2 separate regions of the Homo sapiens genome follow, and region 2 is linked to region 1. A link is a loop called in an ENCODE intact Hi-C map of the cell type or tissue named here. Cell type or tissue: CD4-positive, alpha-beta T cell. All regions are shown on one strand. Links, peaks and the distances in the headings refer to the core of each region. The heading gives the core; the rest is flanking DNA.

Region 1 (12,648 bases), core at 2,512-10,511:
AACCCTGGCAGCAGGGGTCATTGGTATTTGAGGACACAAAGTAAGAAGGCAGCCTGTCTTTTCTTTTCCCAGAGGTGGAAGGTGGTGGGAAGGAGCAGGAGGGGCATGTGCGGTGCCCCTGGAGGCCACCTGCCTGGGCTTGCTTGGGGCCAGCAGCCTTGGAGGCTGTGTGGAGGCCGCTGCCGCACATCTGGCCCTCAGCACTGCACAGACTGTGGAAACCCTGTAAGATAAGCTCCCAGGAATGAAAAGAAGGCGGTCTAAACTTTCTGGGTCCCAGAGCCAAAGCAGGAGGTCCCAAAACCGCAGGGTGGGGGCGGGATCATTTGCGGACACCAAAAGCCAAAGGCCAAGAGGACTCTGTTTTAGCAGATTAATTTATAAGAAAAATATCAGAAGCAAAGGCACACATGGGAATATTGTTATTGGAAAGAACATTTTGCAAAGGAATTTTTATAAATGGAAACTGCTTCAAGTTCAAGCCATATTTAAAAACACAACCACATGGGTGGCAGGAAGGAGGGCACCGGCTGTGTTCAAATATTTTCCTAAAGGGACACCCAGCCCCCCTCAGCTGTCCCCAAAGGGGGCATGGGGGTCTGTGGGTCCTGCTTACTTTGGGAGCCCTGGACTTGGCCCTCGGAGGCCTTGGTGGCCCGGTGAGGATAGTAAAACATGGGAGGTGTTCTGGGAGCGCCTTCTCCAGAGATAAAGGCTGTTCTTCACCAAGATGATTCCAGGAAAGTTCATTTTGGAAATGGAGAAGAGAAATGGAGACAAAGTATGTACGAGTCGCACCTGAGTGCAGAGTTAGGTCTATGGCATTTGCCCAAAGAATCACTCAGGAAATCTTCCTTCCCTTCCTTTGACCCACAGCAGAATAAAGGAGATTAATTTTGGGTGGACGGTTGGTGGCAGAAGTTGAGGGAATTTTGGAAAATTGAAGAAAATAACTATTTGAATAGACCAGAAGTGAAGGTTTCCTGTGGTGTGCAGCCCAAAATCTAGTTCAGGCCATCTCCTGTGACATTTTTTTAAATTGCTGTGTTTGACACAACCTTAGGCCTGAGAAAACTTTACTTTCCTAGAAAAGCACATTTACATGTGAAACCCGGCATATGCCCCAGCACTCAATTGCAGGGAGTCGGCCCCCATTCCTCATGGCATCTGCAGAGCAGTGGCTGGCATGGGGCAGTCCCCCCAAGTGCATCCGTGCATAAAAGAGGTCCGGGAACACCTCCCCTGTGAAAGCCCGGGGAGCAGTTCTGAGGTAGACAAAAGACCCTTAATATACATTTTCCCCCAAATTAATCATTTCGGTTCCAGGAAACAAGAAAAGACTTTTCTGGACTTCTATATATTGCATCATAGCATATCAATGTAATCAGTAGAATCAACTCTGTTCCTCTTATTACTAACAATTAACACATTGTGAGCACACGCTATGGACTCAAGCATTCTTTGAGAAGACTTCATTCGCATATTATTTTAAGTCTGTTTTCTATTGCTTGTAGTAGAATACCTGAAACTGGGTAATTTATAAAGAAAAGGAATTTACTTCTTACATTTCTGGAGGCTGGGAAGTCCAAGTCTAGGGGGTGCATCTGGTGAGGGCCCTCTTGCTGGCAGGGACTCTGCAGGGCCCCAGGGTGGTGCAAGGCATCCCATGATGAGGGGGCTGAGAGCACCAGCTCAGGTCTCTCTTCCTCTTCTTATAAAGCCACCCATTCCACTCCCTAATAACCCATCAGTCCATTAACCCAGTAATCCATTCATCATTCATCCACGAATGAATTAACCCATTCATGAGGGCAGAGCGCTTGTGACCCAATCACCTCTCAATGCTACCACACTGGGGATTCAATTAAAAAGGAGTTTTGGAGGGGACACATATCAAAACTGTAACACATATATGAACTATGAATGCATTGTTATCCTCCAAACTGTATAAGAACTCTTATGCCCATTTCAGAGATGAGGAAATGGAGGCACAGAGGATTTAGTAATGACACTCAGCTAACGAGTGGTGAAATGGAGACCCCAGCACAGGCAGCCTGCCCCTGGGCTTTGTCCCTCTAGCCACTCCCGCCTGTCCACTCTGAGGTTGTTGAGTGGATGCCCATGGATTTGCCTGCTCACACCTTCCCTCGAGATGCCCTGCCACGCTCCACCAACATGGCTCCATGGCAGCTTTGATAGTATCGCCTGGCCCTGCCCCTGCCCATAGTTCACTGCTCTACAGACAAGCCCTGAACTCATTGTTAGTGAATTCTTTCCCCAATATATTTGAATTTGAAACTACACAGGAGACAGGGTCTATTTCTCGCCAATAGTTGTAAAATCTGGAGCTGTTGGGAGCTGTATTTGTCACCACAGGGAGGAATGCACTCCACAGCCAGAGAGAAGGAAGCCAGGGCTCCAGAGAAACAGGAAGCAGAGGCAAGGAGAGTCCTGGGGCATGGAGCCTCTGCTTCCTATAGTGCCCAAGGCTGCTGCCTTCCTGCCACTGGGATCCACGATCACAGTAATGTTTCTCCTTTTGGCTGAAGCTAGTTTGAATGGGGTTTCTGTCACTTGCAACCTAGATAGTTGTAACTAGTTAGAGGCAGAAACTCCATTCTGAGCCCCAAACCAAAGATGTCAGAGTCCTTTTTTCCTTTTTTTTTTTCTTCCTACAAAGAAGGCCTTTGTCCAGAGAGGAATGTAGGCCTCTCCTGCAAGGTCTTCCCCATAAAGCCAGGAGTGGTCAGGAGGACTTCACACCTGTGTTGCTACTCCAACCACTTCCAAAGATGGCTGCATCAATTTAGCCCATGATCTCGTGTGATGTGACTGTGCCACGACTTCCATCAGGAGGTGGAATCTGTTTTCCTTCCTCTTAAATTAGGGCATGACATGTGGCTTGCTTTGACCAACAGACTGCATCAGAGGTGGGGTTATGTGATCTCCAAGGCTTGACCGCCAAGTGGACCTTTCAGCCCAGCTGACCCTCCAGCTGAATGCAGCCATGTGAGCGAGCCCAGGTGAACCAGTGGAGAAACCAACATTCAGAATCAAGAGCGATAATCGATTGTCGTCATTTTAAGTCTCTAGGCGTTGAGGTGGTTTCTCTCATAGCAGTAGAGAAGTGATACATCCAGCAGTCACTCTGGCCTGGGAGAATGGGCATGTCAGTTGCACAATGTGACTCTAACTGGCTAAAGCCCTGGGTGTCATGAGTGCTGGTGCAGCAAAGCTCCCTTGCTGGAAGGAGGGCTCTGGGTTTTCGCACAGTGAGCCCAGAGCCACACGGCTCTGCATTCACTCTTCCAGGCCCACTAGTGCTCTTGCTTCGGGTGAAACAGATCCAGGTTTAATTACTAGTAGTAGCCAAAAACACAGGCTATGTCATATTTCCAAATCTGGAGTTATTGTATACAGCCAGGGTGTTTAGAATTGTCACAGGCTTTATACCTTTTTTCCCAGTTACACCAGTTAGTCCAAGGAAGGCCTTTCTAATACTTTGCTGTTCCTCCCCCTAGGTATTGCTGGGGAGTCACGGGAGTTCAGAGCTGCAAGGCAGTAAGATACAATAGAGTAAAACTCATTTTACAAGAGAGAGGGAGCGTCTTGGATGACTTGAGACTCAGAGTTGGTGGGATGTGGAGTTGTGTGTTGGTTCCCAGGGGGCCTCTGTGTGCTCCGGGCAGACAGAACCATCTTAATTGTGACTAAGTTCTCAGGGTCACATAAACTGGAGTCCAGTCGTCTGGCCTGAATTTCCTAAGACCCCACTCAAAAGAACTTAAGCCACAAGTGAGATTCAAAAATGTCCGAAGGACTTGGGACCCTCTGGGAAATGGGAGTGCAGAGAATCCCCTGAGTAGGAAACTTCCCCAGGTAAGGAAGGCCTTCAGCACACTGGGTGGGTGGGACACTGGTGTGCCGTGAGAAGAGAGTGGCACACCCAGGCAAAGATATCTCCTTTACAGCTCCCTGAAGACACCAAGCCTTCCTCACCAGGGAGCCTCACTCTCATGGGGGCTGGGGAGATAAAATGGGATAAAATACAGCATCCGGGCTCCAAGCACAGGGCCGTGGGAAGAGGCATGTTCCCGGCCATGGGGAGATGGGCAGTGATGGCAGGCAGAGACAGAACTGGCTCTCCTGGGGGTCAAGGGAGTCAGGGACCAAGGGCAGGTGGCTGAGGCATGGAGCTCACTGTGAGTGGCACCTGCATGGAGAAACTGGGCCATGACACTGAACTGCTTGTGTAGAGCTTGAGCAGTGGGGCCCTGACTTCAGTGTAGACTAGTGGGGTAAACACAGACAGGTGGGTGGTCAGATGAGGAGGCCACACACAGCAGAGGGATTATGGGATTATTTATTGATATATGTGCACGCACACAGAGATGTATACTGTATTCACACACACACACACACACACACACACACACATTCACACACACACATACTCAGGATTCCAGGAGACACAGTAAGAGAGGGCTGATGCGCCACCTCAGGGCAGGTGGGGATTCCAATCGAATTGTTCCAGTGACTCTGCTTGGGACCTGTGAACTGAAAGGTCACAGGGGATATTTGGAGAACTCATAGATGAAGGCATTAGGACTCAGAGAGGTGAAGTGACTTATCAACAAGAGGTTTGCAGGCCATAGGAGGTCGAGACTGCAGCCGGCTGTGATCGCACCACTGCACGCCAGCCTGGGTGACAAAGCCAGACCCTGTCTCAAAAAAAAAAAAAAAAAAAGAAAGAAAGAAAGAAAGAAAGAAAGAAAAAAGAGGCTTGCAGGCCAAATCTGGCCCACTGCCTGTTTTTGTAGGTAAAGTTACAGTGGGATGCAGCCGCACCATTTGTCATAACAGCATTGTCAGGAGAAGGGTAGCACCTCGCTCCATTGTGACCTTTGTTCCTGAGGTAGTGTTCCTTGCCCCTTCTACCAGGATCACAGAATAAGGGCAAGGGTGAAGCCCAGTGATGGTTCTGAGTAGATGTCATCGAAATAAGGGAGACTTGGAGCAAAGGGTTTTAGAGACTGTGTATCTTATAGCACCCAAGGCCGAGGACTTCACGAGGGCAGACTTAGGCCCTCACACTGAAACAATGGCTTGGCATGGAGTCAGTACAAAAGCATGGCTTCTGTGGGTTCCCTAAACAAGCATGTTTTAAGTTAACTCATTTCCAGTAATAACGTGCAACAACTTCAACTTTTGCTGATGCAAGCTTTTCTGGTGGAGGGAGGGGGAAGTGACATAATGAACATAAGAAACTTACAAAAAGCTTCTAGAGAAGATACGATCCAATCTTTGGCAACACTGATTGGATCCAGAGCTTTGTAAAACCAAAAGCACCAGAACTCTCTCTACCTCTATCCATCACAAATATGCAAGACAGGGGAGCAAGAAAGATTTAAAGAGAGGAGATGAGGAGGGAAAACAGTGAAACAAACCAAATGGCTTCATAATCTTGCAACAGCTGCTTCAGAACCTCTAGGAGTTGACAGTCCCCAGAAGCCCAGTGACCAGTCACCCAAGCACATCCTGGAAGGCAGGGACGGCCCAGGAGCAAATGGAGGGGGAAGTGCTGAGCTAGGCAATGGCATCTGCACCCAGGAGGCTAGCGGCCATGCTGCAGCTACACACAGGGCTACGTCTGCTTCCCTGAGGCTGCAGCAGAATGAGATGTGGCTGGCTGTGCTGATTTGCAAAGCCAACGCAGCTATGCTCTTTCTTCACTAGCCACCAGCAGCCTCACAGGGACTGGGGTCCAGTCTCCCTCCCTCTTTTCCTTCCTTTCTTCATCCTCCAAGAAAGCAAATGGTGAGTCATAAGAAAGGACTCTGTAACTTCAGATAGATCATTTCAGCGGGCATCAGCACGCCCGTCTGAGAGAAGTGTGGATAAGAATAAGGAACTTCCAAACTTTTCTTTTAAACCAACCAATGCCATTTTTCAAATGAAATATTCATCAAGGCAAAGGGGAAACATTGTGGTTGAGGGACCAGGAGGGGGAGCAAGGAGCCTACTCGGGTGGCTGTGACAAAGCACCACAAACAACAGAAGTTCTCTGTCTCCCAGTCTGGAGGCGAGAGCCACAGGATCCAGCATCATCAGGGCTGTTCCTCGTGAGGCCATGAGGGAAGATCTCTCCCCTTTGCTTGTAGATGGCCATCTTCTCCCTTCACATGGCATTCCTTGTAAGCATATCTCTGTGTCCACCTTTCCCCTTTTCACAAGGACACTGGTCACACTGGATGAGGGCCCACCCTAGTGAGCTTGCCTTCACTTGATGACCTCTGTAAAGCCTCTGTCTCCAAAGATGGTCACATTCCGAGTACCTCAGGGTTAAGACTTCAACTTAGGAAACCTGAGGGCACACAATTCAACCCATAACAGAGCCTTTCCTGCTCGGATCCATCCCCTCTGATGGGGGCTTGTAGGACAAAACCATGGAAATGTTCCTGAGCTGTAAAATGGCCAACAGAAAGATGGCAGACAGGCTGGAAAGGGGGAGAAACACAGAGATACAGCCACATGTTGATGCCCAGGGAAGGAGCACCTTTAAAAGGCACCACACCCTTAGGGGCAAGGGCAGGGCTTGGGCTGGGGACTGACTGTGGCAGTTTGTTTGTTGGAAGAATGAGTGACACTAAAGGTACCATCTTCAAGCAACAGTAATCAAAACAGCGTGTCCCTACCATAAAGATAAACTTACAAATCAGCGAAATAGAATTGAGAGGTCAGAAACATACCCTATGTTCTCTCTCTTAGACAGATAGATAGATAGATAGATAAATAGATAGATAGATAGATGCTAGAAAGATGACAGATACATAGATGATAGATATAGATAGATAGATGCTAGAAAGATGACAGATACATAGATGATAGAGATAGATAGATAGATAGATGATAGATAGATAGATAGATAGATAGATAGATAGATAGATAGATAGATAGATGCTAGAAAGATGACAGATACAGGCTGGACACAGTGGCTCACGCCTGTAATCCCAGCACTTTGGGAGGCTGAGGCAGGTGGATCACGAGGTCAGGAGATTGAGACCATCCTGACTAACATGGTGAAACCCTGTCTCTACTAAAAATACAAAATATCAGCCAGGCATGGTGGCACATGCCTGTAATCCCAGCTACTCGTGAGGCTGAGGCAGGAGAATCGCTTGAACCCGGGAGGCAGAGGTTGCAGTGAGCCGAGATCGTGCCACTGCACTCCAGCCTGGGTGACAGAGTGAGACACCATCTAAAAAAAAAAAAAAAAAAAAAAAAAAACCAGAAAAAAAGAAAGATGACAGATACATAGATGATAGATATAAATAGATAGATAACAGAGAGAGTGATATAGCAAATGCGGCAAAATGTTAACAATGGGTGAACCTGGGTGAAGGTTATATTGGTGTTCTTTGTATTAATACTATTTCTGCAAATTTTCTGTAATGTCTGTACATTTGAGCTATAAAAAAAAAAGAATACACGTGGTCTAATATTACTTGTCAGCCTGGGTACAAGGCTCACGTCATCCAAAAATCCAGACCTGGGGACTCCGGCTGGGGAGCAGGAGTGTGTCTCCACTCAAAGGGGTACCTGTTTAAGCAGCTTTTGTGTTCTCACTTACGAAGGGCCAGTCTGCTCATTTAATATTGAAACCTCAGCACTAGAGAAAGCAGCCTGTGGGTTGAGCCTTTGTTTTTCAGTTTTCATCTATTTTTCTCTTTGGAACAGCTTTGATTGAATACCATACAATTCACATATTTAAAGTGCACAATTCAATGGTTTTTAATATATTCACAGAGTTGTGCACTCATCACCACAATCAACTTTAGAACACTCATCACCCTAAAAAGAAATGCTGTACCCTCTAGCTATCACCCCTAGCATCCCCACTCTGCTCCCAGCTCTGGCAGCCACTCATTTCCTGTCTGCGCTATAGATTTGCCTGCCTCATCTGTACGTTTGGTGTGGAATCATATTGTATGCGGTCTTCCATGTCTGGCTTCTTTCACTTAGCACAATTTGGTTGGGGTCATCCATTGTAGCACACACCAGCACTTCCTTCTTCTTGTATAAATGAGCCAAAGATGGCTTCTGGGCAGTGGCCTCTAGGTTGTTCATTTCTTCACTGAAGGCTGAGACCTCTGAGCTCAAAACCCCACTGGCATCAAACTCAGAAATGTACACATCCAGTTGTTTTGAGAACTGCAGAAACAAGCAGATTTTTAGCCGTTTAGGGCCTGCCTGCTTTGCATTCCCCAGGAGACCTCACTCACTACCTGCCGGACACTGATAAGACTGAGCCTCGTGGTTTTAAGAACAGCCCCAAGGTGCTACTACCTTCCAAGGCTCTCGGACCCAGAGACTCCCCTCTGTGCTGCCAAGCAGCAGCTCCTAGGCACAGAAGCCTCCTTTTTGGCCCCCTTCCCGTTTCCCTTGCCTCCTCCCCTTCTGGAAGGTGCAACCCCCCCCCCAAGCCCCCGCCATAAGCTGCTCGAAGGTCTCATGCTGCAAGGGAGTTCCCCACTCATGCAATGTTGTCCCAGCGCCGTCCAGTAAAGCTTGCGTGTGTCACTACCCCTCATGGTCAACTTCTTTTTCTTTGATCAGCCCCCAAATCTCTCAAGCCCTCTACAATTCCTTTTTACTGCTGAATAGCATTCCATTGTACAGACATACCATATTTGTGTATCCATTCATCCACTGATGGACATTTAGTTATGCACACCTTTTGGCTATTATGGACTATGTTACTCTGAACATTTGTGCTGTTTTTGATTGAGCACCTGTTTCCATTTCTCTTGGGTATAGACGTAATGGTAGAATTGCTGGTCATATGGCAACTCTGTTTAATCCTTTCAGAAGCTACCAGCCTGTTTTCCAAAGTGGCTTCACCATTTGCATTCCCATTAGCAAAGTGTATGAGGGTTCCAATGATTCCACCTCCTTGCTAACACTTGTTATTGTCTGACTTTTCTATCCTAGCCATCCTAGTGGGTGTGAGATGGTTTTGATTTCACTTCTCTGATGACTAATGATGCCAAGCATCTTTTCATGTGCCATTTGTATATACCTTCCTTGGAGAAATATCTATTCAGACTTTGTGCTCATTTTTCAGTTGGGTTACTTGGCTTTTTATTATGGAGTTGCAACAATTTTTTACACATTCTCGATACAAGTCCCTTATCAGATATATGATTTGCAAATATTTTTCCCTTTCTGTGCATTATTTTTTCACTTTGTTGATGGTGTCTTTTGAAGCACAAAAAATTTCTAATTTCAATTTATCTATTGTTTTCCTTTGTTGCTTATGCTTTTACTGTTATATCTAAGATACAGACTGTATCTTCATTGCCAAATCCAAGGTCATGAAGATTTACTCCTATGTTTTCCTCTAAGATTTTTATGGTTTTAGACCTTACATTTAGGTCTCTGATCCATTTTGAGTTTTTTTTTTTGGATATGGTGTTGGTTCTTTTGTGTGTGGCTATCCACTTGTCTCAGCACCATTTGTCGAAAGACAATTCTTTCCCTGTCAACTAGCAACCTTGTCCACAATCAATTAAACGTACACATACAGGTATGTTTCTGGACTCTATTCTGTTTTGTTAATTTATGAGTTTATCCTCATGGCATGTGTTAGTCCATTCTTTGTTGCCATAAAGGAATACCTGAGGCTGAGTAATTTATAAAGAAAAGAGGTTTATTTGGCTCATGGATCTGCAGGCTATAGAGGAAGCATAGCACTGGCAATAGCTTCTGGTGAGGCCTCAGGAAGCTTCCAATCATGGCAGAAGGCTAAGGGGAGCCAGTGTGTCACATGGCAAGAGAGGGAGCAAGAGAGAGAAAGAGAGAAGAGCTGCCAGGCTCTTTTAAACAACAGATCTCATGTGAACTCACAGAGTGAGTGAGGACAGCACCAAGCCATTCATGAGGGATCCATCCCCATGACCCAAACACTTTCCACTAGGCCCCACCTCCAGCCCTGGAGGGCACATTTCAGCATGAGATTTGGAAGGCACAAAACACCCAAACCCATATCACATGCTGTCTTGAATGTTGTTGCTCAGGGGTGGAGCCTTTCATGTGACTCATTCCCCCTGCTGATGAGCTCCCAGTCAGGGCCCAGCCAGGTCCTGCCCCTGCCCCTGTGAGAGTGGGGCCTTTTAAAGGTGCTGCTGCCCTGGGTATTAGCACCTGACTATGTCTCTGGCCACATCCTGTGTTTCTTCTGCCTTCCGGCCCTTCTGTTGGTCTTCACAGCTCAGGAGCATCTCCATCAACCCATGGGCATGGCTTCTGAACACCTGGAGCAGTATGAGTTTTGGTGGAGGGCAGTGATCACCCTGACAGCCTGCAGGAGGCAGGGGCTTCCGCCACACTTCCTGATCCCCACCAACACAGGCCTTTGGGGTTGGCTGTACTTGTTCAGCTCTGGTGCAAGAATATAAAAGTTGAGAGACAGAGAAGATATTCCAATAAGAGAAGTTATACCTGAAAGAAAAAGAATATGGCCCAATCCCTCTTAACACTTAGACCACTAGCTGTCAAATATCCCTAGCCTTCCATCCTTTCAAAGGGAGGTCAGAAAAAGATGCTGAGAAGCAAATCCATTCATCCTCGGGAGTATCATGGCTTTAAGAACCTTCCTCAATCTGAAACTTTTCTTCAAAGAGAACGTTTACAAACTCTCTAGAGAACACAATAGAATCTAAAACTGGAAAGACACCTGAAAAGGGGAGAAGATTGCTATCTTCAGGAGAGAAGTACCAGGGAAAAGACACCTCCCAAAAGAGTGCTTTTCACACAAATGAGGGACAGGCAGAGGGCTTGGATTGTATGTCTCCAGAACGAGGTCACTCAGGCGCTTTGCTGGGAAGTGAGAAGACCTTATATGATCTGGGGATGTCTTTAACCAAAGGATCACTGGCGATGGTTATGGACACAGAAAGCGTTGGCTAATCTATGTCATCTGGAGCCCAGCTGGAAGGGATGCGGGTGCAGGCAGAGAGTCCAATGACACCCTGAAGGGCCTCTTTGTTTCCTAGACTAGGAAACAGCATTATCATTTTGCAAATAGGAAGTGAAACATAAGGAAGGCAGAGACCAATGCCTGGCTGAAGTTGTAAGATCAGAATTCCAGAATCTGTACCAGCACTATCACCACTAGCCCCACCCTTAGAGGTAAGGGAGAGGGCACAGAAGGGAAGAATGTAAAGCCATAGAGAAAAGGTCATGGCACACAGGGCTGGCTTACACAGACCTGCCATGTCCAGAGAGGCTCATCTCAGGTCCCCAGTCTTCTATGCTGAGACGCTGGGGCCAGTCTTTTTCCCCCCCTTGCCTTTAACAGTGCCTTATTTCCAGTAAGCACTAGGAGAGTCCAGGGCTGCAGTGAGGAATTGAAGAGTGGACTTGAGGGTCTCCTTTGCACAAGGATCAAAGAATGCAAGATGGCGAGGGCCCCTGTGGCTGTGCTCTGTGGTGGTCCTGGGGCTTCAGTCTGTTTCTAAGGTGTTGCAGGCAGGGATTTTCTTTCATACCATAACATTTTTTTTAGATGATAAATACATGTTCATTTTAAAAATGTGTTAAATCAAGTTTCACCTGAAGCTGCCTCCTTAGCTATTTTTAGTTTGGCCTAAAGGTTTTTCTGTACATCGTGAACTATAACAAGTATAGGTGTAAACAGACCTTAGCCTCCACTTGTACTAATCACCGAGTTTTGGCCAATCAAATGTAGCTGTTTGAACTCTATTCAAATAAGGCAAATGCCAAGCTGTAACCAATCTGGCTGCTTCTGTGCCTCACTTCTGTTTTCCGTAGGTCACTTTCCTTTTTCTGTCCATAAGTCTTCCACCACGTGGCTGTGCTGGAGTCCCTGATCCTACTCTGGCTGGGAAGGCTGCTCCATACCTGAATCACTCATTGCTCAATTACACTCCTTTAAATTTAATTCAGCTGAAGTTTTTCTTTTATCAAATGCAAATAAGCAAAAGGATAATGACAGTTACCTGGAATCCCACCTGCCAAGTTAACTATTTGTGTCATTTTCATACCTTTTCTTCATGACTTAAAAATACACACATGCATGTACACACACACACATATGATTTCTTCAAAAAATGGCATCTCACTACAATGCTCTTTTGTAAGTTTTTTTTTTTTTCATTCAGCTATATATGACGAATATCTTCCCATGTCAACTGGAGTCTTCCACGCATCCTTGTTTAGGCTGCTGAATGTTCCCTCCAATGGATGACGCATCTCAACCTTCTAGTGACGGTGCACCAGACTAATCATTATAAGTTGAGCAACACATTTTTGCCTCTCTTGCACACAGTTTACAACTTTTCTCAATGAAACAGAGGCCTAGAAAAAGGAGGACCAGCAAAAATAGTGGTCCCATGCCAGGCAAACACTGAATCCTGTTTACGAATTCCTTGTTTTTGATGGTTCCCTTAAGCTCCAGTGAAACCTATGGCTTCCCTGAAATAGATAATACTTAGTGATCTGCAAGGTATAGCATTGCTATATAGTTGTTACAATAATAATAATAGTACTGTTATTATACATTAAGTTCTGGGCTTTGAGTCTATAGTGGAAACCTATAAGAAGCTTTAGAATTACACAAAGCGGTAG
Region 2 (12,648 bases), core at 1,893-9,892, 250 kb after region 1:
CTTACAAGTATGGGGCCTCTCCACGTGGCTTGGGCTTCTCATAGCACGGCTGATAGGTTCCAAGAGGAAACATTCTAAGAGCAAGTATTTCAAGCACAAGAGTCCAAGAGACTAGAAGAGATAGAAGCGGTGTCACTTTCTCTGACCTAGCAGCGGAAGTTATATAGTCACTTTCTTCATACTTATTGTCTGAAGCAGTTGTAAGCCCATACAGAATGAAGGGGAGAAGTCAATGAGGGGAGAGTAATATGTGGCCATTAAAAAAAAAAAAAACAACCCCACTATCATGGTTTTGGCAAGATGGAAAAAACACGAGATTGGCTTTGAAGTCAAATTCCTCTGTTTCTAAATGAGTGACCTTAGGCAAGTTACTTGACCTCTTCCTTCTTGTACAAATGTGGGTAAGTAACCACAACGTTGCTGTGAATAGGCACGAATCTGTAGTAAAGTGTATCTGTGGTTCATAAATGGCTGGCTAATGCTAGTCCGCTAGTACTACTCCTATTTTTTTTTTTTTTTTTTTGAAGCGGAGTCTCACTCTGTCGTCCAGGTTGGAGTGCAGTGGTGCGATATCAGCTCACTGCAAGCTCCGCCTCCCGGGTTCACGCCATTCTCCTGCCTCAGCCTCCCGAGTAGCTGGGACTACAGGCGCCCACCACCACACCCGACTAATTTTTTGTATTTTTAGTAGAGACGGGGTTTCACCATGTTAGCCAGGATGGTCTCGATCTCCTGACCTCTTGATCCGCCTGCCTCAGCCTCCCAGAGTGCTGAGATTACAGGCGTGAGCCACGACACCCGACCCTCTTTTTCTTTGTTAAAAAAAGTACAGTTTTATCAAAATACAATTAACGCAATAAGGTACATATATTTAAGCTGTACGATTTGGTAAATTTTGATGTATGAATTATACCCATTAAACCATCAGCACATAGAAGGCAATGAAAATATCTAGCAACCCCAAAAGTTCCGTCCTCCCTCTCCTCACGTCATCTCTCCTCGCTCCTCCTTCCACTCCTCATCCCTGGCAACCACGGACTCATCTGCTTCCCATTATAAGGCTGGGCTTGCATCTTCTGAAGTGTTGCGTGAGTGGAGTCACATAGCAGTACTCCTGTCTGACTTCCTCACTTAGCATACATTATTTCAGATTCTCCATGTTGTGTGTATGGTTCATCCGTAATTCTTTCTATTGTTAAATATTATTCTGTTGTATTGATATATCAGGTCATTTTCATCCATTCATTGTTCTTTCCTCTTCCTTTTTGTTTCTTAATCACTTTTGCCTCCCTTTTCGGGCAGGAGCATCCTTGATCTCCCTCCCATAGCGCCACCCAAGTCTGCCCTCACAGCACTGTTGAGAAGGCGGCGTCTCCTGGGTCCCTCCATGGAGGAGAGGCGTGCAGTCGCACCTACAGAGGCCACCTACTAGGTCACGCCTCAAGCCTGGCCTTTCCTCTCGGCTCAGCTCTGTTAGAATTCCAAACCTCCCCTCTTCTGACACCTGAGGGAGGCACTGACAGACATTCTTTAAGCCCTCAGGAATTTCCTTTTCCTTTAAAGAAAGAGAAATAGAATTCCAAGTAAGGGCGCTACAGGAGAGGATTTTCCTGCAGGATGTAATTATGTTCTTTCTGCTTCCTATCCTCACTGGGCATCACAGCAGCAGAGGTGCATGCGTTCTGGAAGGTAAAGGGTGCCTGCAGCACCGGCTTCTTTTTCTGCCACACATCTTTTAGCATGGGACCCACATCTACTCCAGCCCAAGAGCAGTTTCACTCATGGCCGGAGCCAAAGAACACACAGAAATCTCCAAATGCTGGGGGTGGTAAGGGCAGCGTTGCATCCAATTATGGTGAGAGAGAGGTGTCCTTCTTTCTCTTTTATTAAATTATTTTGAGATGAAGCTTCCCTCTGTCACCCAGGCTGGAGTGAAGGCTCTTTGCCTTCTCGACTCACTGCAACGTCTGCCTCCCAGGTTCAAGCGATTCTTCTGCCTCAGCCTCCCGAGGAGCTGGGATTACAGGTGCGCGATACCACACTCTGCTAATTTTTAGTAAAGATGGGGTTTCGCCATGTTGGCCAGGTTGATCTGGACCTCCTGACCTCAGGTGATCCGCCCGCCTCGACCTCCCGAAGTGCTGGGATTACAGGCATGAGCCACTGCACCTGGCATGTCCTTCTTTCTCTCTTGTAGTTGTTGCGATTCTCCAGGCCCCTGCCGGAACTCCTCACTGGCGTCCCTGCTGTGACCCTAATCTCCCCAGGCTCACCTCCACACAGGAGTCAGAGATATCCTGCTAGAAGCATATTGGGTCACCCACTCCCCACTCAGAATCTGACAATGGCTTCCTGTTGCACTTGGAGGAAAATTGAAGGTCCCTGCAATGGCTTACCAAGACATAGGATCAGCCTTAAGTCCTCAGACGGACCTCATCATCTGCCTTGCTGCCTTTAGAGCTGGCCAGGTGACACGTACGGTCACCCAGGACCCCAGCCTGGAGAGGCCCCACACTCGGGTCATTGTTCTGCTGTTGCCTTTTTGAAGGTTTAAATAATTTTTGAACATGGGACCCTCCATTTTCATTTTGCACTGGGCCTTGTAAATCTTATAGCGACTCCAGCCACATAGGCCTCCACTGATCCTCAGTCAGGCCAGGCACATCTCAGCTCCCTCAGGGGTTGGGCAGTGGGCAGCCCGTTCCCTCTGCCAAGGAAGCTCATTCAAGAGATGTGTACCTAGCTGCTTCTCTCGTTCACTCAGGGCTCAGGTCAACTGTCTCGCCAGCAGCTGGGAGCCACAGATCATTCTGTAATCCCAGAACTTTGGGAGGCTGAGGCGGGAGGATCCCTTGAGCCCAGGAGTTCAAGACCAGCCTGGGCAACATAGTGAGACCCCAACTCTAAAAAATATATATATATTTATATGTATATATTATATATATAGTTATATATTTTTTTTAGTAGTGGAGTGTGGTAGCACAGTCCTGTCATCCCAGCTACATGGGAGGCTGAAACGGAGGATCGCTTGAGCCCAGGAGGTCAAGGCTACAGTGAGCTATGACTGGGTCATAGCACTCCAGCCTGGGCGACAGAGCAAGACCCTGTCTCAAAAACAAAACATAAAACAAAAACAAACGAACAAAAAACCCAATGTCTCCCCAGAAGAGAAAACTTCTCTGACCACTATGTCATGGTGTCAATGCCCCTCAGCTCCCATGGCCATCTCCTTTGTTAAGTGCCACCTGTCTCAGCCTGGCTTGATGTTCTATAGTTATTAATTTAAAGTTGGTTCTTGTTTTCCCCATGTAAGGTCCTTGAGGGCAGGGACATTGTCTGACTTGTTAATTTCTTTTTTCCGGGGCCTAACACAGGGACGTAGATGTTCCTCAATACATTTTTGTTGAGTTAATTTTTACCTCCCAGCCATAGCATGAATGGTGACATCTCACCAGGAGCACGTTTTAATCCTATGAATTTGGCTGTGAGAGAAGTTCAGAGCACACATTTAAAGATACATTGTTTTATTTTAATTGTGGTCAATTGGCTTTTCTCAGACTACCATAAAGTCACATTTATCTTAATCTCTTTGCCTTTTTTTTTTTTCTCTCTCTTTCTCTTCTCCTGGTTTTCTATGACTCTAGTTCTGTGTTTTAAACATTTCAAGGTATGGAAAAGTTGAGATTTTTTTTTTAACTATGAAGAGAGAAGTCATGCATGGAGGCTCATGCCTGTTTCTCTCTTCCAAGAAAAGAAAAAGAAGAAAGAAAGAAAAAAGGAAAAAGAGAGAAACAAGATAAGGCACGGGAAATATCCGAATAACCCCCCAGATGGCTCTGAGCTGGACAGTCTCAGCTGGAGAGGGCGGCAGCTGCCTGGTGTCCTGACTACAGGTCCCAGGGCCCTGCCCCGGCCCACGCAGGGCAGGAATGTTAGTGCCAAAGGTGTCTCTGAGGTCATGTAGCCTAAACTCTAAACATTTTGTGTTCTTTCAGAGTGGAAACGATGTTTCAGGTTAGGAAAGAAAGTAAAATAAAACAAAATGGAATGGAGCAGAGAGGAAAGAAAAGGAGAAAAAGACAGTAGAGGGGAGGGAAGTGCAGGAAAAGGGAAGAAAAGAAGGGAAAAGAAACCATAAAAGGTATACCTGGATGATTCTGCCTCTGGGGGAGAAAATTAATTTCTTGAGATTACAAGGCTGCTTTGTTGTAGGTCAGGCTCCCAAATTTAAGTTTTCTGACTTTCTATTTGATATTAAATGTCCTTTAATAGACGAAATGATCATTGACATCTACATGCCCAATAGAGTTAGATATTTATTACCGTTCTCCATGTTCAAGTGAATTTTTCTAGCATTACTCATTTCAATGAGCAATTTCTGTCTAGGTCTGTGCCCTCTACACGTGGGCATCAGTGGCTCCACAGCCAAGCAGGCAGCAGATGGTGAAGGCCAGGTCAGTGAGCTGCACCCAGCCCCTCCAGCAAGCTAAGAGGGCCGGTCAGGGGTCCTGGCATACATCTCCCTCCAGTCTGTCTTTTTGCACCTGGGTGAACAGAAATGGATTAATAATAATCTTTGGTTCTTGACATACTCTCCCCGTTGGTCCATGCACGCCCCTCTACGTTTTCTATGGAGAATTTTTTTTTTTAATAATTGTATCAACTCCCATGGACTCACCAGGCAACCTGGAAACCAGAACCCTGACAACACCGTGCCTCCATCGGCAAGGTGCCCCCATCCTGGCTCCTACCTCCCCAAACCCGGAACTGGAGGTAGTCCCTTTCCTGGGTCTCGTGATGCTTTTTCCCTTTGCTTTAAAACCCTTGTCCTTTTTGAAATAGATGACATTCCTCCCTGTGTTCTCAAAAGGCATGTTGTTTAGTTTGGGTTGCTTTTAGCTGTGTACAGAGGTATCATGCTGGAGGTAATTTTTTGGTACTTGCTCGGAAGGAGGAACTGGCCTTGCAGGGGACCAAATCCTTCCGCATTCCTAGGTGGAGAGAGAGCCCAGCCACCATTCCCTGAATCTGGCCCTGAGCTGACCCAGCGGCCTAAGGAGGGCTGCCTTCCACGCCACCCTCTGCAGAGGGGAGCTGACAGCGCCGGAACACACGGGCCTCTGCCGGGGTCTGCTTTTGCTCGGATTCCCCACCTGTGCTCCAGGCAGAGCTTCCCGCCACCCACTTTGCAAGCCTGCTCGCTCCCCCACCTGTACAAACACAGGGCTTCCTGTCACCACGTGGCCTAGCAGCGCAAGGCCGCGGATGGGGAGCTTCGAGTTTTTAATTTACTAATGAGAACGATTGTAGACCTGGAAAACAGCTGTTATCCCAGGGGCCACGACACAGTGTAATTCAATTGCGTCTTTATGATTTCTGTCTTGTCCTTTGCAATTTCCCACAAACCTGAAACATGTTTGGCTACTCACTTTCCATCTCACCGCGATCACAAGACTTAGCACTCAGAGAGACTCTTACAGCATGGAATGGTTTTTACTCCCTAAGTACCAAGTGGGAAGTAATAGGATATGGACTTATTCATGCTGTCGTGGTGCAATGTAAGGACGCTGAGTCTGCAAGGATAGATAACTCATTTCCAAATAGGGTCCCTCCCACGTCCTCTGTCACCGCTATTATTAACCATTTTTTAAAAAAAGAGGCTGATGTGTCATAGTAGAAAGAACATGGACTTCGAAGTCAAGACAAAAAAATGAGTTCCAGTCCCACTTGTGCGTTTACCTGTTATGTGGCCTTGGACCTTGCCTGCTCTTAGTTTCCTGGTCTGTAAGATGGAGCCGGATACCGACTTCATAGGGCACGAGGAAGATGAACGGAGACAAGATGGGAAACAGCGTGGCTCGCACAGCCTGTAGGTCATGGGTAGCCTTAGCGCAGGCTCCCAGCTCCTCACCCTGCCTCCGCAACAATCCGAACACTCCCACTCTCTCTCCATTCTGATCCATTGTACACCACGGTCAGATGACTCATCCCAAAGCAGCGTCTTGTATATATCACATTTCCTTCTCTCCCCAACCAAACCACACCCCTAAACAACAACAGAAACCCTTCGAGGTTTCCCAATGCCTTCAAGATGTGCGAATCCTTTAAGTCGGCATTGATGCTCAACCGAAATTTAGAGTCCATTTACCGCCTCACAGGGGCCGTTATTACTCCTATACCTGAATCCGCTGCGCTACACAAACTCATTGCTCTCTGAGTGTGCCAGATTCATGCCAGGCCCGTCTTTTCCCCTGCTCCCCACGTTCATGCCGCTCCCCTTGCAGGGACTGCTTGCCCCTCCTTGGCATTGTATATTTTCTTTAAAATGCGGATAAAGTCCCATCTCCTCCTCTCCCATCCCATTGGCTATTTAATGTATCCCACCTTGCTTTGTTGTTAGTGACCTGTGTATGTAGCCAGCAGCGCCTGGCATAGGCTCTGTAGAAGACGTTCAGAAACGTGAGGTAATGACTGCAGGTATAAAAGCACAAATTTAGAAATGCCTTTGAAACCAACTGGAATTCAACTCATAACAATTTTCTCCCATGCAATTTTGAAATATCAATAGCCAGACTAAAATTATCAAGCTTTGAGTTTGTGTATTGCTCTGTGTGTGTGTGTGTGTGTGTGTGTGTGTGTGTGTGTGTGTTTAGGGAGCTGCATTTAGTGGTTTAGCTTCACTTTATTCAGCTCCAAGTGGGAAATAATTATCTTCACTTCTTTCTCCTGCTACTCGCAGCTGATAAGCTCTCATCAGACCACGCTGATTGTTCAAGCAACCAAAATCATACCGGAATTTAGGAAAGATAATTGAAGAGAAGATAAGGTTGACAATTGTTGACCAGTTTCCTCTCTTTAACTTTTCTCCCAGACTCCCTGCATAGTTTAATCTTCTGTATTTTGTGTGTCTTTTTGCTAAAGCAGCTTAGCCTGTAATTTCATCCAAAGCCTTCCAATGCCTTCCCAGAGCCACTTGAAGGCATTGGGAAACCTCAGAGAGTTTCTGTTGTTGTTTAGGGGTGTTGTTTAGCCTGTAATAAAATACACCAAAGAAAGTGGTCTTCTCAGAGCCCCCCAGCAGCTGGGGGGTGCTCTGGCTAGTTGGCAGTGAAGGACATTGAGGAAGGAGGCTCTGTTTAAGCTCTAAACTTGGCTGTTTAGATTCCAGGCATTCTTGATAAGTTATACCTAAACCAGTACTTGGACAAGGACCAAAGGATTATGCATCAGTGCCATACCCAAGATATTTGAGGATTCTGTCAAATTGAAGATTGACTAGTGTCCATGTGTAATGATGTAGTCAAGAGAATATTGAATTGAAGCAATTAAACAGTAATATCTTGAATTCATGTTTTTGAAAAGGCTGTTAACTAAGTGTCCATTTTTCTGCCCACCAGGAAGAGTTTGAAGTTTGAAATCCCAGAATGAGGAAATTCATCCAGCTTGGAGACTTCCAATCCCTTCATTGTGCAGAAGGTTGCTAATGCTCTCAGGAGAAGCCCTTCACCAAGAGAATACTTCCACATAGAGTCCTCTCCATTGAGACTAAGGAAACATGCTATGTCATGTAGCCACAGCAGCCTTTGCAGCTGTTGAAGGCAGCAAGACTTGCATGGCAATCAGAAGACACAGAACCAAGACTCATATCCAGTTATAAGATGGCAGATGGGACACACACTCATCAGGCTTAGTGAGCAGCCAATCCAGAGGGAACCATACTCAGCCCTAGGGGCTGGGCGCGGTGGCTCTCGCCTGTAATCCCAGCACTTTGGGAGGCCAAGGCGGATGGATCACCTGAGGTCACGAGTTCAAGACCAGCCTGACCAACATGGAGAAATCCCATCTCTACTAAAAATACAAAATTAGCTGGGCATGGTGGTGCATGCCTGTAATCCCAGTTACTCGGGAGGCTGAGGCAGGAGAATCACTCGAACCCGAGAGGCAGAGGTTGTGGTGAGCTGAGATTGTGCCATTGCACTCCAGTCTGGGCAACAAGAGTGAAACTCTGTCTCAAAAAAAAAAAAAAAAAAAAAAAGCCCTAGGAAGATTTCTTCAAACAGATGAAGCTAATGATATCCCCAGTGTGTTTGAATATATTGAGAGATCACACAATAGGGACACTGTTTAGGGTTGAATTAATAGCAAGCAAATGGGATGCTAAGGAAATATAAAGAATAAAAGTTCAAAGGGAAAACAAAATGTTATTCAAGAAAGTCAAAACATCCATCGTAACTTTTTTTTTTTTTGAGACAGAGTCTCGCTCTGTCACCCAGGTTGGAGTGCAGTGGCGTGATCTCAGCTCACTGCAAGCTCCGCCTCCCAGGCTCACGCCATTCTCCTGCCTCAGCCTCCCGAGTAGCTGGTACTACAGGTGGCTGCCACCACGCCCGGCTAATTTTTTGTAATTTTAGTACAGATGGGGTTTCACCGTGTTAGCCAGGATGGTCTCGATCTCCTGACCTTGTGATCTGCCTGCCTCAGGCTCCCAAAGTGCTGGGATTACAGGCGTGAGCCACCGCGCCTGGCTCGTACACTGTTTTATATACCACTTGCAGTATCATGATTGTATAAATACTAAATATCTATTGATCTATCCAAAACTACAACATAAGTATTTTTGGAATATGGAGGAGTGGGTGCTGAGTATGCATGGGAGAAGGGAGGCTGAGGTGAAGGTGGGAGAGAAGGAGACAGTGAAATATTCATCTTCCAAATTGGAAACTCAAATAGATAATGCCTAAACATGAAATATCAATAGAAATGTAATATTTAAACATATGGTGGTGCTTCTGGGAAAAAGAAAAGAGGATGGAGAAGACTGTTTGTTTGTATGTTTGTTTGTTTAAACAAGCAATATGGATGAAATTACAGGCTAAGCTGCTTTAGCAAAAAGACACCAAAATACAGAAGCTTAAATGAGGTAGGTATAAGTTTCTCTGTTTGATATGATCTCAAGAGAAGCAATCTGGGTTGGAAAGTCACCTTTATGATCCTCAAAACGTAGCTTCCACCTGTGGGACTAAGGCAGCCATTCTAGTTTTGTCTTCCCAGCCAGAGGGAAGGAGGACAGGGTCAGGAGAGCACATGTGCATAACTGATAGGAACATGCCCCAGAAGGGCCACACATCCATCGGTCAGGATGTGGGCATAAGGACCACAGCTGCATGGGAGGCTGGGAAGCATAGGGTCTAGCTGTTAGCCACGTGCTCAGCTAAGACACTGGAGCCCTGATATTAAAGAAGGTGAGGAATGATGCTAGTGCTCAACCAGCAGTCTCTGTCACATCAGCTTTGCAGAATCATTTGATTCTTTCAACTAGGTGCATATACAACTTCAATACAAATGAAAACTAAATATAAGACATGGTTCTTAAAAATCATCTTTTGTACAATTGAGGACACAATCAAAACCCAGACACCAGGGTCCTGAAGCAGAATGCAGGCATCCACAGAAGAGGCGGTGCTGATGGACTGGACCCCAGAGAGTCCACACCTGCTTGGTGCCATACCTTGGGTCCCTCCAGATCAGGATGCTCCCAGCAACTTTTCTAGGATGGTTATACTGCACATGCTGCAAAGATGAGTGGGCATCCCTGCAAGCCTATGGTTTTAGAGTAAATGGTTCCAAAAGAAGGTATGAAGCAGACCCATAGATGGGGATTAGTGCATAGGAGGTTTATTGGGGAGTACTCTTGGGATCAACATCTGTGAGCAACGAGAAAGAAGCAGGATTGAGCAGGGAAGAAGGTGGGTGTTCTGGAGCTGAGATCAAACTTCAGAAGTGTTGTGGCAAGGGGGCCCAGTATTGGTGAGTCTTTCAATGTGACTGCTCCAAGAACTCACAGCTTGGGGGTGTCATCTCAGGTGAAGTTGTTGTGTTCAGCCTGGGCAATTCTGGAGAGGCCTGACAAGTGAGGCCTGCCCCTGCAGAACTCCTGGCAGCTCAGGGAACACATTTTTCATTCCTGAGATGTTGCTTCACAGCATCTACTCTGTGTGGATCCAAGGAGCTGCCTCTGGGTCTCTGGGAAATCAGTCGTTTGAATTTGGATTCCAGCGTGTGGCTCTTACATTTCTTTTTAGGAGAAATCCAATAGTGGTGCTCTCATTATGATGACAGAGGGGCTGGGAGGTGCCAGGGGCCCAGCAGGGAAGTGGCAGGAGTACAGCAGCATACTGTGTAACCTGGGCTAGGTTTTTACTCAAGGTGGCTTAGGACAGCTTTTGAAGATTACAGGGAGAAGAACCTAAAATATAGGCAAACCAGATGATAACTACCCTGCTTTCATCTGTGCCTCAGGGTGATTAGTCAGCATTTGTTGGTTAACATGTCAAGAACCCTGTGATTTTGTCAAATATATATTTGGTCTTTGACTCCATTTTCTGACATACAACTCCTAAAATCCTTATAATCTCCAAAGTGATAGTGTCTTTTTGTATGCTTATGAGTTGACTAGTGGCTGACAGCCTCTATGTAGCTTCAGGACAGGGACTGGTCACAGGAAAGACCAAGGCAGCATTAGAGGGTCGGGACTCTTAGCCCCCTACTCCCACCTCCAGGAACCAGAGAGGGTGGAAAGGTTGTTGACCACCAATGGCCAATGATGTAATCAATCCTGCCTACAGAATGAAGCCTCCATAAAAACCCAAAAGGACAGGGTTTGGAGAGCTTCTGCATAGCTGAACACACGGAGCTTCCTAGAGGGTGGCACACCCGGAGAGGGCATGGAAGCTCCCTACCCCTTCCCCCGTATCTCCCTCTAAGCATCTCTTCATCTATATCCTTTGTAATACCCTTTATAATAAACCAGTAAACCTATGTTTCCCTGACTTCTGTGAGCCACTCTAGTAAATTAATCAAACCCAAAGAGTGGGTGGTGGGAGCCCCAATTTGAAGTCAGTTGGGCAGATGTTCCAGGGGCCCCAACTTGTGACTGGTGTCTGAAAGGGAGATCAGTTTAGGGTACTGAGCCCTTAACCTGTGGGATCTGAGGCCATCTACAGGTAGATAGCCTCTGAATTTTTTTTTTTTTTTTTTTGAGACAGAGTTTCACTCTGTCGTCCAAGCTGGAGTGCAGTGGCTTGATCTTGGCTCACTGCAACCTCTGCCTTCCAGGTTCAAGCGATTCTCCTGCCTCAGCCTCTCAAATAGCAGGGATTGCAGGTGCATGCCATCACGCCTGACTAAGTTTTGTATTTTTTAGTAGAGATAGAGTTTCTCCATGTTGGCTAGGCTAGTCTCACACTCCTGGCCCCAAGCAATCCTCCCGCAAAGTGTTGGGATTACAGGCATGAGCCACAGAATTGAATTGAATTAGACACTCAGCTTGTGTCTTCTGCTTGGTGTCTGGGGAAACCCCCACATTTTGTCACTGAAGTCTTCTGTGTTCACTATTTTTTTTTTTTTTTTTTTTACGTAAGAGCAGAGGAAAAACTGTGTGAGTTTAAGTAGTTGACTCACAAACCCTAATCTTAATTTAGGTTCCAGAATGGCCCAAGGCAAAGGTTTTAAATAGTCCTTCTCCATCTGCCCTAGAGGGTTTATTTGTTATCACAGGGGTTGTTAGAAGGAAATTTTCTTTGAAGAAATGAGTGATGCTAAGGCATGTAGTTGGCTGAAGAGACTTCCACTGGCACCTCCTCCCTTGATCTGGCAAACCCAGCAGCTGACCACCTTTGGAGTGACAGAATCTCTCTCTCTTTATGGATAGAATTCTGTCCTATGGTCCCCACCTAATGGAGAGCCACCTATGTCATCTCTGTCACCTACTCTGATGTTAAAATTTTGTTGTGACCACAACAAAGTAAATATTTCCTGCAAGATGCTTTCCAAAGTACCTAAAAAGACAAGAGAATGAGAGGAGGAGGTTGCATGGCTATTTTTGTACTTACCTCCCAATAAATGTTCGTGTGTATGAGGCAGAATTTGGTCTGAGACTTGCTTTCATTTAAAAACAAGTCCTGGTGAGGTAGTGGGAGGGAAAGGACCTAGACCTTCACCTCCTTCTAACTGCTAGAGGCTACCAATATTTTTTAAAAGAGCCTGATATTTGTGAATGGCTAAATAAGCCCAGAGATTAAGAAAGTAAATGATGCCTCATATTCTTGCTGGTTACATGTTCCAACAATCTGAACAGTAAAGATACCTGAAAAAAATGATTATCAACACATTGGTTTAGTGCAGTGATTGATCATAAAAGATAAATGATCCAGCTGTAGAAATTGGGAATATGATATATGATAATGATAGCAAGGCAAACCTAACCTGATTATTCTAGATATTCATTTGTCATTTACATGGTGTCTGCTACTGGACTTGGCTTTGGGCAGGCTCAGGTTCTAGAAGAGTCTTTCATGCCCCCAGTGATCTGTGGCATGGCTATGGACAATCCCTGGGTTTAACTCCTATGTGTGAAAAATCTAGAGGATTCTAGTGGCCGAACATACAGAAAAGTAAATCCAAAATCTAATCTTGCTTTGATTTATGTGGTTGGAAGCGGGGAGGTTTGGGAAATGCAGTCAGACAAAAGTCATCCCATCTAAATATTAAATGCAAGAGAATTAAAAGGAGACAGAGAATAGAAACCACTGTCAATATGTTGCGAATCTGACAACTCTGGGATTAGACATGATTTTCCCATGTTCCCTC

What was found. Peaks named below come from ENCODE experiments on the same cell type or tissue, not always from the same donor. Only the 100,000 strongest peaks of a DNase experiment are listed, where the experiment ranks them.
Region 2: it touches region 1 in a loop (2.1-fold over the local background); 4 of 110 quality-filtered maps call a loop at or near these places.

What each region holds. Positions count from the first base shown.
Region 1 is chr9:96,054,786-96,067,433 of GRCh38, reverse strand. It overlaps LOC158435 (a long non-coding RNA gene), which reads right to left and starts at 1,595. Exons shown (of 9, transcript NR_033838.1): 1 at 1,566-1,595. In CD4-positive, alpha-beta T cell, for the core only: a CTCF peak has its summit at 6,027 (motif pointing right); a DNase peak (open chromatin) is centred at 6,013.
Region 2 is chr9:95,808,672-95,821,319 of GRCh38, reverse strand. ERCC6L2-AS1 (ERCC6L2 antisense RNA 1) reads left to right here. Exons shown (of 3, transcript NR_023390.1): 3 at 7,398-12,648. LOC107987103 (a long non-coding RNA gene) reads right to left here and starts at 5,981. Exons shown (of 2, transcript XR_001746851.2): 1 at 5,740-5,981; 2 at 4,299-4,544. RefSeq lists a silencer at 1,319-1,613. In CD4-positive, alpha-beta T cell, for the core only: no CTCF peak of the experiment used is centred there; no DNase peak of the experiment used is centred there.